2 separate regions of the Homo sapiens genome follow, and region 1 is linked to region 2. A link is a contact called in ENCODE Hi-C or POLR2A ChIA-PET data. All regions are on one chromosome and are shown on one strand. Each heading gives the region's core, a stretch centred on a gene start or an enhancer-like site at or near the end of the contact. The rest is flanking DNA. Distances are from core to core; before and after follow the strand shown.

Evidence for each region. Hi-C counts contacts between places; a loop is a spot of excess contacts on that map. ChIA-PET counts read pairs that join two places held with the same protein, here RNA polymerase II (POLR2A). Pooled maps may share reads with other maps.
Region 1: a map of cardiac septum shows a loop between it and region 2 (4-fold over the local background). The contact joins the enhancer-like site here to the promoter of CDH13 in region 2. A Hi-C loop is called at or near these places in 6 of 168 maps with a recorded cell type or tissue (IMR-90, aorta, cardiac septum and 2 more) and 4 of 50 pooled maps. POLR2A ChIA-PET finds 5 or more read pairs at or near these places in 1 of 52 experiments (endothelial cell of umbilical vein).

The regions. Positions count from the first base shown.
Region 1 is chr16:82,993,005-83,000,480 of GRCh38, forward strand. All of the region lies in intron 2 of CDH13 (cadherin 13), which reads left to right. Among named protein-coding and RNA genes, the nearest start is that of MIR8058, 310 kb to the left of the region's middle. Within about 2 kb of position 3,338, at least 5 of the 41 ENCODE cell types and tissues checked have a DNase peak (open chromatin) inside an H3K27ac peak, as active enhancers do; they include endothelial cell of umbilical vein, where a contact is called at or near this core.
Region 2 is chr16:82,623,786-82,630,780 of GRCh38, forward strand. CDH13 (cadherin 13) reads left to right here and starts at 3,184. Exons shown (of 14, transcript NM_001257.5): 1 at 3,184-3,352. The coding sequence starts at 3,308. RefSeq lists an enhancer at 5,269-6,468.

The DNA.
Region 1 (7,476 bases), core at 2,088-4,587, 370 kb after region 2:
CCTTAAACAGGGCTTCCATTGGGCCATGCCAGCTATTTTGTTTGTTTGTTTCCTCAAGACTTACCAGGCCCTATCTTCTGATTCCACCTTTGATCTTAGGTAGGTTAATTCAGTTAATATATTACTAATAACTGTCTACACTCTTTCTGCCCTCGATATCTGTTTCCTTCTGCTAACATTTTATGACTATTCTTTGTGGGTTAATTTCACATTTTATCTCCCAAAGGCAGCCCAAGTTCCCTCCTTTCCAGATGTCTTGGGCTCTCCCACCGTAGAGCATTGGTGCTGCCTATACTGTTGTTCTTGATTTCAGAGAACGTTCTACATCATACAGATGCTTACGCTTATTAAACTACTGATTTAAGTTGTTGCAGGTTTTGAGTTACCACTGGCTTTTGACTCAGTTGAAAAAAAACAAAGAATGGTCCAGGGTGAGAGAGGTGTGTAAATTGACTCCGTGAGGACTCTAGGAACTGATCTTTGACTTCCTCGCCAGCCTCTTTGCCAAGCCCAAATTCATCATCATTGTGAAGTAGCATTGGGCCATGTTTAAGAAGTTTTCTATAAGAATTTATTTTGGATTAATAGCAAATAATTGCAGCTGAGTCAGCATTAAAGACATGTTATATCAGACTGTGTCTGCTAGTTCAGAGGATGCTGCTTCTCGGATGGGACTTAGCTGAACACGTGTTACACCTCTGGGGAAGTGTCTACAGCATTGTACCAAAAAACACAGAAAACAGGCCACTGAAACAAACACCAGCAGACATAGCATTGGCAGGATCTAACAAGCAGGTTTTCCTGAAACGTCATTTTGACAGGGTTATAGTCAGGTGGAATCTCTTAACTGCAGTGGTCACCTGGTGCTTCGTTCTTTGGTGCACAGAGAGGGGGCTGCAGAGGATTAACATGGAAGAAGCAAGCACTCCCCCTCCGTTGTTACCCCTCCCTGCAAGATCCTGAAGCCCTGATTCTTTCCCCATCATTATATCCCTTTTCAGGAACGGAAATGTCTTCTGCAGAGCCAGCCCATTCCCTCTGGTGCTGGTCTCAGGGGAAGTACAGCATCTGGCTCCCACCCTCCATCTAATTACCCATCTGTTTGTGGGGAGGGAAGGGATGTTCTATTCCCCTTCTCTTCCCAAACATTTTAATGTGCTGATGCATGAAGACGACAGCAGCTGCACCTCAGAACCCATCCTTTGTGCATCACACTCACTGGCTTAGCTTTTCTGTTCAGTTCTTGGATGGGCCTCTTTATAGCTAGAGACCCACGTCTCTAACTCCTCCTCATCCTGACTTAGTACAACCCTGGCCCTTGCATTAGACTGCTCCAGATTCCATGTTGCTCTCTGATTCAGCATCATCAAGCCTCAGCGGGGTGCCTGAGACCCCCTACCTTTAGGGAGGGGCAGGGATTTCCCTGCTCTGCTCTTGGCCTAGGGCTTCTATCAGCTCCAGCAAAGAGACCATGGAGAGCGTAGCCTTTCATCGTAATCTCCCAACCTTTACTCAGCTAATGGCCCCTTTGGTTATTTCTCTCTCACTCTGGAAGCCATGTTTAGAAAGAGCTGATATACTGAACAAATTGCACTTAATAAATATTCACTTATTTTCCCTCTTTTTAAAAATTAATCAAGTTCTTTGTAAGGAAGAAAAACGTATTAGTCTTTGACAAATGAAACTACCAATCTCCATTGATACCTACGTTGATAGTATTCAAGCCCCAAACAAACACTTCTTAGCTGGCTCAGATGATCTGGTTAAGGGGAACTTTGTCAGTTTAGTTCAGCTTTGTGAAATACTGAAGGATTTCAGACCACTATTAATACCTGAGTAAAGTGGTTAAGAGAATAACTTTGGACATAGAGACAGATGGGTTTCATTTGGCCACATACTAGCTACATGACCTCGGGCAAGTTTCTGAACTTGATGCGGCTCCATTTCTTCATGGGTAAAATTGGGGTAATTATACTATTGATCCTGTAGGATTATCCTGAAGATAGAATGCATAATGTTTACAAAGCACTTGGTACAAAGAGGCATAAAGCAAGAAGTGAGTAAATGTTAACTGCTGCTATCTTTATTCCCGTCATTTTAATCATCACTATCAATTATCATCACAACCCAAGTGGCTCAGGGATGGAGAGACCCCAACTAGGACCCTCTCTCCATTCTAGGGGAAACATTTATTCAACTCAACTGTGGCCAGAACTCATAGTGAATCTCGCTATAGTCATCCTCCGTTTTGCAACAGCAGATTTTGCTGGGCTCGTGGTCACTCAGCTAAAGACTACTTTCTCCAGCCACCTTGCATCTAGGTATGACCATGGAACTGGGTGATGGCCACTAAGACATGAGTGAGCGTGATGTTAGCACATTAATCCATGCCTTTGAAAGGCAAGAAGTCTATTTTCCCTTCCTGTTTTTCCCTTCTTCAGCTGAAACGCAAACGTGGTGGTGAATCATCTTGAATTAAGCTGAAAAGGGTAACATGGAAGAGATGGCATGGCAACAGGATGCATCCCCAATACCATCAAGCCACCATTCCAATTCTGGACTGCCAACCTAGACTCTTAAATAAGGGAGAAAAAAAGTCCTTTTTGCTTTAAACTACTGAATCTGATATCACCTATTATAACACCATGGTGTATCGTAAAAACACACCAAACAACTATTTTCAAAATAGATGTGATACTTCTCCCCAGTTATACAACTTCTGGAAGCAGGAAGCCACTGCATTCCCCCACCCAGCTTGTCATGGTTTACTTCTGATTGGATATAACTAGATGATAACAGGGATCACGCTGCATCCATTGAGGAGAAAGATGATTCAACCCTCTCGCGGGCTGCTGGGGAATCGATATCGTTTAATTATGAGAAAGTAAACTGTGTTTACATTTTACACAGTGGCAAGAGGAAGGTCAAATCACAATCCTCATACCCTTTATCAAAACCATGCATCGCTGTTTGTCAAGTGAGATTCAAAATGGGATGAACTTGGAGAGTTGCCATCTTCCTGTTTTCTCCCTTGTTTGTTCATATGGCTGTGCTTTACAAGATTAAAAGGCTTACCGGGCAAAAGCATAGCAGAAGGAAGTAAAACCTTCGGGCAGATGAAATAATTCTTCCATTTTAGGAAAAAAAGGCAATTAGTTATTTGAGGTTTTCTGGGTGGGGCAGTGAGTAGAAGGTCATTATGTTCCTTTCCTGTTGTATATCGAAAATCAGTTGAGAAGTAATGAAAATGGTAAGAAAAAGAAAAAAAAAGAGTAAACCCTCTTCCTCTCCCAGTGGCCTCTACCCCATGACTCATCAGCTTCCTGAACTGGAACAACACTGAGCTTTATGACTACAGAAATGTCAGCTCTGAGCACAGTGCATACTTCTTTGTGTGAAGATCTTAGGCGGTTGTGCAAAAGCCAGCCCAGGACCCAGCATGGTCCTGCTTTATCTCTCTGCCGGGCTAGTCTCCATGTTCATTAGAAATGTGTGATTTCTTGACAAGCACTCTTTGGATTTGCTGCAGAGTCAGGTGATACATTGAAATCAGCAAAAACATTAATGATAGCAACAACAAAAACGACCTTGTTTAAGTTTTACGCCTTATAAGGGGGCAATGTTAGCCTTGTAATAAAAATGAGGTAACTGCAACTTGGAAATATTAGGAAATTTATTTAGGATATCTTAGAAAATCATAATGAGAGTGATGATGATGATGATGGTAGTGATGATGATTATGGTAATGATAACTATAGTGATGGTGATGACGATGGTGATGGTGGGGGTAATGGTGATGGTGATGGTGGTGATGATGATAGTGATGGTGATGGTGGTGATAGTAATGATTACGGTGGTGGTGATGATGATTCTAGTGATGGTGATGCTGATGGCGGTGATGGTGATGTTGATTATTATGGTAATGATAATTACGATGGTGTTGTTGATGATGGTGGTGGTGGTGGTAATGATGATGGTGATGGTGGTGATGATGATGATAGTGATGGTGATGGTGATGATGGTGATGGTGGTGATGATGATGATGATGATAGTGATGGTGATGGTGGTGATGGTAATGACGGTGGTGATGATGGTGATGGTAGTGGTGGTGATGCTGATGGTGGTGATGGTGGTGATGATGGTGATGATGGTGATGATAGTGATGGTGATGATGGTGGTGATGTTGATGGTAGTGATGATGATAATGATGGTAATGGGTGGTAAAGATGATAATGCCTTACTCTAGGCTAGATATTGTGCTAAATATTTCACTGACAAGCAAATGTGTAAACTCACAGTGCTCAGTATTGTGATTGACCCTAATACGTTTTCACTAATTGTTGGCTTCAGGGCTAGGACTAGAGTGAGGTGAATGAGGTACTCTCTTTGGGTCCAAATTTAAAGGGATACGAAAAATCTCAGTAATTAAAGTAAATAATATTTAATGCAATATTTTATAAAAATAAAAATTAGTGCAAAAATCCATGGTAAACAAAATGTCAACATTTTAAATAAAGGTTCTGTACATGCACAATATATTCTATTTACCTTCCCCTAATCCCACCCAGTTGTCTCAGCTAATGGCAATCTTATTTTATACTTGATGAAACAAGCCTGAGCCCAGGTTGTTCTTATCCCTGTTCTATAGGTGAAAATACTGGGCACAAGAGATTTTTCCACAATCACATAGCTAATATATGGAAAAGCTGGGATTTGAGCTCAGCTATATCTAACATAGAAGTTCAGCAGTCTATCTGGCTTCTAAGGTAAGTTTCTGTCACAACATTAAATATTCAGTATCATTTTCTGGGCTATTTTTAAATGGTAGGGAGTCAAAGAGATTAACTACCAGTTGCAGCTCTTATCAGGCCAACAATATCAGCTAAGGTGAATCTGATACTAGTAGAACTCTAAGAATGTGCATTTATTAAGTCACTCATATAAATAATATATTTAACCTACTTAGAAACTCTGTATAGAAGATATCAGTGTTGTATTTCATAAATAGAGAAAGAGAATCTCAGAGTTGAGCACTCACAGTCATGGTCAATTCATGGCAGAGTTGGTGACCAGCTCAAATTTTCTAGGTTGACATAATCCTGTCCTTTCTATGGCTTCAAAGCCATCCACGTTTGTCTCTTGATCCTGGAACTTTTTATATTTCGTCATACAGACCTTCCTAAGATCCTCACTTTGCTTGTATCATTTTCCCTAGAATAACTATTTTCTAAAACGCATTAATGCATTGATTTTAATAACATCTTGTGTCTTATGTAATTTTAAAAATCAGCATATATTGACTGAAGACATTTTGACAAAAGAGAAAGAAAGAACATAGCAAAAAAGCATTTCCAACTTTCATAAATAAGCAAGAGTATCACTTTCGTGAAGTTCTTTTCTATTTTGTTTTGTCCTGTTTTTTTATAGTGACATGTAACTTTTTCTTTTTCTGGACAGCCTGTCCTCTTGGTGATAATAAAGCATGATGATAAAACAAATGAGATCTCACTACTAGACTTTTCTGTCCAGGAAATACTCTTGACTTCATCTGTCCTCACCTCTGCTTGGACCTTGTTTCATCCAATACCTCATGCCACTCTCAGCTTTCCAATTTAGATCCTTCTCTTGGGTCATTCTCCTCTGCTATGAATTAGCAGACATTGATCTTGTCCTCTGACAAGTAGTTATCAGCAGTTATTCATAAATGGATTTAGTATGTTCCATATCCTTAGAATAACATATACATATAAGCAAAAATTAAATATAATCTTAGGGGTTTCACAGGCTCCCCTAAATCTCATTCATGTACGCCTTAAGCCTGACTTAAGAAACGCTGCCATGTAATTTCCCCTTGATCCTTTTTTTTTTTTTTTTTGCAGATACTGCCCCTTCTCATTTTTAACTTTCACCAACACTTTTCTTGTTAAAGAAGCTTTCATTCTCTGCCGCTGTAATTTTCCTTACGCACATGAATATTTATCTTAATCAAGTTTCTCCTCCCAAGAACATCCCTTCAGACACCAAAACGCGTATTCTTCCACGTTCCATCAGCAGAAACTTTCCTTCATTTGATACTTGAAGTCCATCGCTCTGGTGAAAGCATCCCTCTTCTTGTTTTTCATTATGTTACATTCTTTGGACTTGTCCTCTTATCTATGTACCTTGTAACTTCCATTTAGCCCTCTTTTCTCTTTCAACTTCCTTATTGTAGATACTCCTTAATGTTACTAGCATTTAAGTTGTTTTTTTCCCCCCTCCTTTGTCAGTCCCAAAGCTCCTATGGCTCAACTGTTGGTGCACATAACCTTAGGGAGGTGATTTGAAGAAATTTTACCGAAATGTTGTATGACAAACTCCCAATAACAGGATTTAAGAGAATACCACTTGTTCTTACCCCTTCAGTTCTCTTAACAGGGAAGAAATATCATAACCACATAACACATGTTTATATATATAGATATGCCCTTACATCAAAATAAATTCTTGATGATACCAAGATACGTGTTCAAGGCAACCATAAAACACTGGAAAAAAATCAATCAGAGGTGAATTTTTTCTTATCTTATGGTCAGGCAGAGTTTAAGCATGACACCAAAAGTTAAAATAAGCTGAAAATTGATATCATTGGCTACATAAAATTTTAATGCTTCTGTACAATAAAAACTGTATAAGTATTAAACAAATGACATGTTTAAAAACACAGTTTGCACTATATATTCCGAAGGGCAAGGACCCCTCTCCAGCAGCTGTCGTCCAGCACATATTTAACGTTTCCATATATCTCTGTCCTCATCAATAAGATGAGGCTAATGACGCTGCCTCTGCGGTCCTTCTAAGAAGCAGATGGGATAAAAGAGTGTGCACCAGTAGCTCTAAACCCGGGACAATTTCACCCCCTGAGGGCATTTGGCAGTGTCTAATGACATTTTTGGTGGTCATGCTGGGGGATGCTGCTGGCATCTTGTGGGTAGAATTCAGAGATGCTGTTAAACATCTTGCAATGCTTAAGACATCCATGCAGAACAACAACAACAAAAAAATATCCTGCCCAAAATGTCAATAGTGCTGTGGCTGAAAAACCCTGGTCTATACAGGGTGGAGGATGTTGCGGAGCGTTTGGTACCTGGTAAGTGCTCAGTAAATGTCAGTCATTTTTACATCTTATTGGGCAATTCTATGTAAATGCCTTGTCCCTAGGAATATCCACAGGTTTAGCTTATTTTTTTTTTTTTTTTTTTTTTTTTTTTTTTTTTTTTTTTTGAGACAGAGTTTTTCCTCTTGTTGCCCAGACTGTAGTGCAAAGCTGCGATCTCGGCTCGCTGCAACCTCCACCTCCCAGGTTCAAGCAATTGTCTTGCCTCAGCCTCGCGAGTAGCTGGGATTACAGGCGCCCGCCACCACGCCCAGCTAATTTTTTGTATTTGTCGTAGAGACACGGTTTCACCATGTTGGCCAGGTTGGTCTCACTACTGACCT
Region 2 (6,995 bases), core at 1,934-4,433:
TCAGCCAAAAAACCCTTATTAGGGAACTGAATAAAAAGCAAAGCAAAACGAAGAATGGATTTCTTCTTCAGAAGCCTTTTATCATTGGAATGAAATAATTTTTCTTCTGTCTTTGTTGGACAAAATATGATCTCTTGTTCTTTGTTGAAGTGCACGTTCTCTGAAAGTCGAGAGGAATAGATGATAGAGGGGAAGAGAAACATCAATATTTACAACAGTCCTGGGAGTGTTATCATGTTATCATTCGCATTTTATTGATGACATACTGAGTCTTAGGGTACCAAACTGACTTGCCTCATATATGTGGAATCTGAAGATCTCAGTTCAGGTCTAATCTTTCTGACAAATCTTTTTCCACCTTAGTAGGCTTGGCATGTTTTGAACCTCGTGGGATTACAGAAGTGAGCCTCAATGCCTAGGGAGACTCCAGAAGACAACTCCTCTCATTCCTTAAAAGCCAATCTGTGGGGATTGAGGTGAGGAAGGAGTGAAGACTGGCCCTTTGGGCACACCCACCTGGAATCAGGCAAGGTTTACTGGAGCCACTCTGCCTGCCAGCAGAACAGCCCAGGAAAAAAGCCTGGGACCTTTGCAAATGCCTGAGCAGGACTTTGCAGGGGACAGAGTCAGCAGGATTTTCACCAAACGACATCCATCTTAATTGGTAGCATCAGACTCATGAGGTCTTCTATGGCCTGGGCATCACAGACTCTCATTACTGGTCGTACTGCCAATGGCCTCCTTTTATATATAGTTGATGAATTTGAGGACAAACCAGAGAATTGCCCTTGGCCAAACCAAGCTGTCTCACCCAAGATTTTTCCCCTCCTTGGGGAAATACTGGGGCAAAAAGCACGTCCAGGGAAACCAATCTGCCTGACACTGGCAATTAAATGCTCCAGGCTTGAAGGGACATGGCACTTTTGCACATGGCTCATTGGCTAGATGTACACACACTGCCCCACCCCAGCAACAAGGGGGCCAGTAAATGCAATCCCACCATGATCCCAAAAGGGGAAAAATTGGAAATATTTGGTCATCAGCACTAAGGACAAGGGAATGGGGAGACCACAGAAGGCCAGCAGAACTGTAAAACTGACAGCACCGAACTGTCCTTAGAACACAGCCTTGAAAACTCCCTCTTCTGAGGGACTGCTTCCCTTAACTGAGCTGCTGCAGATGGAAACCTAGCTAGATCCTCATCTTCTGCAGTCTAGTCCCTCACTGTGGTTTATCACCTCCCAAGCTGTCCTCTGCTCTCTTTCCCTATCTTTGTGTTGCTAAGCCATGGACTCAGTTTAGCTGGCCCTGAATTACAAGATGGCACCTTCCCTGGAGTGGAGAAAAGTCCGGATATTTCAGGATGCCTTGATTTGAAGCCTGTTTGACTCCAAAGTTCTCTGGTTTACTCCCACCTGTGGGAAACGTGAGGCTAGATCTCCACACACATGGATTCCAAAGTGTCATGATCTGTGACGTCATCTGTCGGACCGTATTGATCAGAGGCTCAGGGACAGATGACCCTATTTAGGCAAGGAAATGAGTGGGTGAAGCAGCAAGATTCACCTTTCCCAGTTTCATCTGGGGGTTGTTTTGCCAACATTGCCATCTGTTGGGCCAGTGCTGGCTACAGCAGCCAAGCTTCAGACATCACTGCATCTTTATCAATGACCTTGGGACCACAGGAGGTGACCTTCTGACCAAACAGCAGCCAATGAAGGAATCTTAAAAGGCACATCACTTTATATTTATTCAGTGGTTATGTCATCACTTAATCCTCACCACAACCTTGTGAGTTCAGTAGAATTTGTGTTTTCATTTTATCTGTGAACAAATGGAGGCAGAGAGTTTGAGTAATTTACAAGTAAGTGGCAGATCCGGGGGCTGTGCCTAGACAATGTGGCTCCAGACTCCTTGCCCCTCCCTGCCTTCTGCTGCATCTTGATTGAGTCTAGCCATCTATTTCTTTAACACACACTAATTGCTGTCTCCATGTTCCAGGCCCTGTGCCAGATGCTAGAAATACATCCCCATCCACTGGATCTTGGCATGGTCCATTGCTCAGTGTCCTGCTATGTTACGTGTTACATAATGCATTTATTCCGGTATTTAGCCCATGGAAAATAATGCTGAAAGACATTGTATGCATGTTTCTACAACAAAACTATGTAACTTATGTTTCTTTTATTGCTTTGGCTATCAGGAAGCTCTTATCCAAATCAGAGCAAATACATTAGAATTTGGGCTTGTCATTTCAGTTTGCTGAACTTTTCCTTCTGGCCCAGATTTTCTATTTTGGTTCATAAATTCTATTGCACAAATGTCCTTTATTGTAAAACACCTTAAATTCTTTCTAAGGGAAGGCTGCATGGAAATGATACAGTAAGGTCTTCCCTGCATTTTCTTAGATTCCTATTAGGGAAGGCAGACCTAGATGTCCCTCTTACCCTCAGTCCCAAAGCCCCCCATTTATAAAATCCCTTAAGCAGTGACTACTGCTGTTCTGAGTACCTGGAGGTAGTTCAGAGCTTCTGAAAGGTAACATCCATATACAAAAAGAAGTTCCTTCCGATCCAGATCCCAGCTTTGGTGCCAGATGCACATTTGAGGAGTAGGTGGCTAGTCAGACTCTCACCTGAGCAGTTAATAAAATCTATTGCCCCTTAATGGAATTTTTTCTGCAAGCTCGAATTGATCTGTCATCTTTGTGATTTGTGAGATGGCAGGGAAGCACCAAACACCATCATGACTTGGGCCACAGTGGGGGGAAAAAAGGAAAAAAGAAAAAAAAAATCCACTGCCAAGCCTTGCCAGGCGTAGAAAGGGCTGGAACTGCTGGGGCCATTTTATCTGATTTATTGGAAATAGAGTGGATCTTATTAACATTTTAATAAAGAGAATCTTTTTGCACTAGGCTGGAAGTGGCCGCCAGTCCCCCGTGCAATTCCATTCTCTGGAAAAGTGGAATCAGCTGGCATTGCCCAGCGTGATTTGTGAGGCTGAGCCCCAACAGTCCAAAGAAGCAAATGGGATGCCACCTCCGCGGGGCTCGCTCCTCGCGAGGTGCTCACCCCGTATCTGCCATGCAAAACGAGGGAGCGTTAGGAAGGAATCCGTCTTGTAAAGCCATTGGTCCTGGTCATCAGCCTCTACCCAATGCTTTCGTGATGCTGCTGCTGATCTATTTGGGAAGTTGGCTGGCTGGCGAGGCAGAGCCTCTCCTCAAAGCCTGGCTCCCACGGAAAATATGCTCAGTGCAGCCGCGTGCATGAATGAAAACGCCGCCGGGCGCTTCTAGTCGGACAAAATGCAGCCGAGAACTCCGCTCGTTCTGTGCGTTCTCCTGTCCCAGGTAGGGAAGAGGGGCTGCCGGGCGCGCTCTGCGCCCCGTTTCTGCATTCGGATCGCCCGGCACGGGCAGGGTGAGGGGGCTTTCGGGGGGTCGGGGCCTCCGGTCGCGGCGGCGAAGACAGATCGGGGCTCGGTAGGGAGGTCATTCCGAGCCCAGAGATCCTAGGCACCCCCCACACACAGGCTCCCACTCTGGCGTGCGTGTGTGTGTGTGTGTGTGTGTGTGTGTGTGTGTGTGTGTGTGTACGTTCGTTAACGGGAGGAGGAGAGAGCTCCCAGTCCTTTTTTGCTAGCAGGGGCGACATTCTCGCCCACATCAAGTGGGGTAACTTTGGTTCCCTCCTCCGGAGGCTCGGTGCATTGGAGAAAGACTCAGTTAGAGGCGACTCCAACGAGCCGCGGTTTTCCCCAGCCCAACGCCCAGCGGCCGAAGCGCTGCTCGGGTCCGGATTGCGGGATGCGGGGCTGGAGAGGCCGAGCAGGCACCACCGACTTCCCAGGGCGCCCGGGCCCCCTGGTACAGCCCGGCTGCCCGCTGGAAGGCGCCTCGGGGCAGCAGAGAGCCTCAGCCCGGCTGCTGCTGTCGCTCAAAGGCGCCGGCGCCGGCCGCACCCGCATCGGGGTCCTTTTGCTCCCAGACCCCGGGCCCGAAAGGGCCGGAGCGTGTCCCCCGCCAGGGCGCAGGCCCCAGCCCCCCGCACCCCTATTGTCCAGCCAGCTGGAGCTCCGGCCAGATCCCGGGCTGCCGCCTCTGCTGCCTTCCCTGAGCGGGAGCGGAGCGCAGAGAAAAGTTCAAGCCTTGCCCACCCGGGCTGCAGCTGCTTGTTAACCCTCAGAGCGCCACGGCGCGAGGGAAGGGCACGCCAACCAGGAGAGGGGGCGAGGGAGATGCGGTCCGCCTGCAGTCACCTCTGCACCTCAGAGATTTCGGGAAGTTTGAGTGCAGGAAAGCAGCGCTCCGAGGCCAGGCCTGGGGTGCTGGCCGCTGCGGGGGGCACGCCCTGCGCTGCTCAGGGGCCTGTGGTTTCGGAGAGCACCCCGATCCAGTCCCCCATCGCCTCTCTGGCAGGCGTTGGGACTTGGAGTGAGCTGGCAGCCTGCAAGTGGGTGGATAAGAGCCAGGGCAGGGCAGGGCCGGGCAGAGTAAGGAGGGAAAGAGACAGGGAGTGCCTCAGGGTGCTAGGAATGAGTGTTGAGTTCCTGGCCGGGGTAGAGGCTCAGGTGAGAGTTTGCGGGTGAAAGGCAGGGGAAGGGAGTTGGGTTCCCAGGTAGGGACTGTCTGGGATGGGGAGACTGGTGCAGACTTCTAAGGGAGACCACTGTTAGAGCAATGTTGGGTTTAGACTTTGGAAATGGGCTAACATCTCAGAAATGCAGTGATGGGTGATAGTACCAGGGGAGATTCAAGTGCCCGGCTGCTGAGCCCGCTCCCAAGCTCCTGACTTCTTTCTTGGATATACAGTCCCGATTAAGGACTGCCCAGTTATAGCTCCTTTTCTACCAGGCTTTTCTGGTTGATTATCTTGGGGTCCCTACAGCCTTGAGTCTTGCCATGGATCCCAAGCCTGGCTGTGAACCAGTTTTCCAGATGTCCTGTACCCTAGAGACCCCAAGGCTGTATGTGTGTACATATACCCCAATTTAGCAAGGCGGTTTGGAGCATGCCTCAGACAGAAAGGATTCAGACAGATCCTTCCTGCCATCTGCTAGTGGTACCAACCCGGGCAAGTTGTTTAACCTCTTTGAGCTTCCAAGTTCTCCATTGTAAAATAATCTGCTGCCTTCCTAGGACTGCTGAGTGGATAGGATTGCATTCAACAGGATGTCCTATGCAATGCATGCCAGTCTGGGAGCTGTCGGTGTCTGAGAGCACTTACCATTGCCTTGTCCAGGACTTCACAGTCCTCTTTCTTTCTTGGCAGGTTTCAACCTCAGTTCATATTCCAGGGCTTGCCCAAAGTTATGCCTCCTTTAAAGCAAGACAGACCACGTGACAGGGCCCCAGGATCGATTTTTATGCACTAAGGGCTCTGCGCACGGTTCTTTTTGCAAATGAACTGGTGTGTCTCCTCACCCAGGGCCAGGCTGGCACAGGTGGGTTCTGAAGGCTCACTCTATTTATTTAGATGAAGGAAGCAGAGATTTTGCTGTGAATTGAAATGATTGCCCTGAGAGGCTTATTTCTATTTTCAATTGTTATGCATATCAGAGCAAATGTCCACATTAGGATAGTAATTGATATCCTGGTAGCAATAGTACCTCACAGAGAAATCATTTTGATGCAATCCAGTTAACCAGCAAGAAGTTCACGTGCAGAACTCTGTGTGCCATAGAAAAAAGTGGGGAAAGTCTTCGAGGCCTTGAGTCGACGAGCAAAAACACAACTTTCCTGAGGCAGAGAGAAAACAGAAGGGAAAAACAATGTAATAAAACAAATTAGTCACTCGGCCCTGGTGGTGTTCAGGCAAGCCTGTATGTTTTTTTCCACCACAGTTGTAAAGCATCGGGTCTGGCTTTGGAAGCCATCAATCTCTGTAAGCTTATTGGCTTGGTTGTTGTTTTAGGCATTTTGGTAGGAGGTGAGGAATTCTAAGCAACAATGACTGGAAGCTGGCACCGTTGAACAGTCACCTCTCCTATCCCCTGGGGTGTTTTGGGAAAGTCTGTCCCAGAAGTGGCTTCTGGAATTTGCCTATGATAAGTAATGACTGTGAAACAAATCAAGAAAGAAATGAGCAAGAAATTCCATGGTAAATGTGATTCCCCTCCCTATTTGGGTAGCACTTACAACTAACCAAAAGTTCTAACAATGAGTGAGTAATCCCCCAAGAATTAGGAATTTAGGGAGGGGTTCAGGCTTGGAGGACAGTCGCTTGGGAGTGACTGAAAATGTTCCATGGAATTCTGAGATTTCGCTATAAAGTGGGGAGTTCTCTCTAGGGGTCAGAGTCTTGATTTTCAGGATTTTCAATGAGAATCAGTGTCTTATAGTGCTCCTGCAAATTTGTGTGTTATGTTTTAAGAGCAGTGTTTATTTGCAGAACTTTTTGGATGAGGAAAAGGACACAGGGTTGAAGAGGGTGCTGCCCCCTCCCCCCCTAGGGTCAATACATGACAGCCTGTAAGATTTCCAGAGCACTAGGGAAATGGAATATGTAGTGAAAGGAGTCAGTGATAGAGTTCACCTGTCTGAATATTTTTTTTTAGCAAGTCCCAAAACAGGTTTAATAAACTGCAAAGCTGAGTATGTAATCTGGAATTTGTGTAATTCCACAGTCTATACTAAAAGCCCCAACAGTCATCTTAGCTGATCGCTCCTACTCTGCCTCCCTCCCTTCTCCCCTTTTCTATCTTTAGCCCTTGGGTTTTCCGTTAAGTAAAATCTGTTTACTTCCAGAAGTATCCTCTATGTGTTATAGTGAAATTGCCCAACAAACCAACATACTCAATAACTGCATTATCTAAAAGCATCAGCACTTGGATGTGTAAACTGAGCCTCAATCTGAAGTTCAATGTTTAGGTTAAAGTGTAGCTAGGTTCTTGAAAACATCCTTATTTCCTTCCAAAAATACAATTGCTTGGGGAGTCTAGTTAATTTATATTTAGTGGAATGTAGGAAAAGGACAAACTATGGATTTAATTTA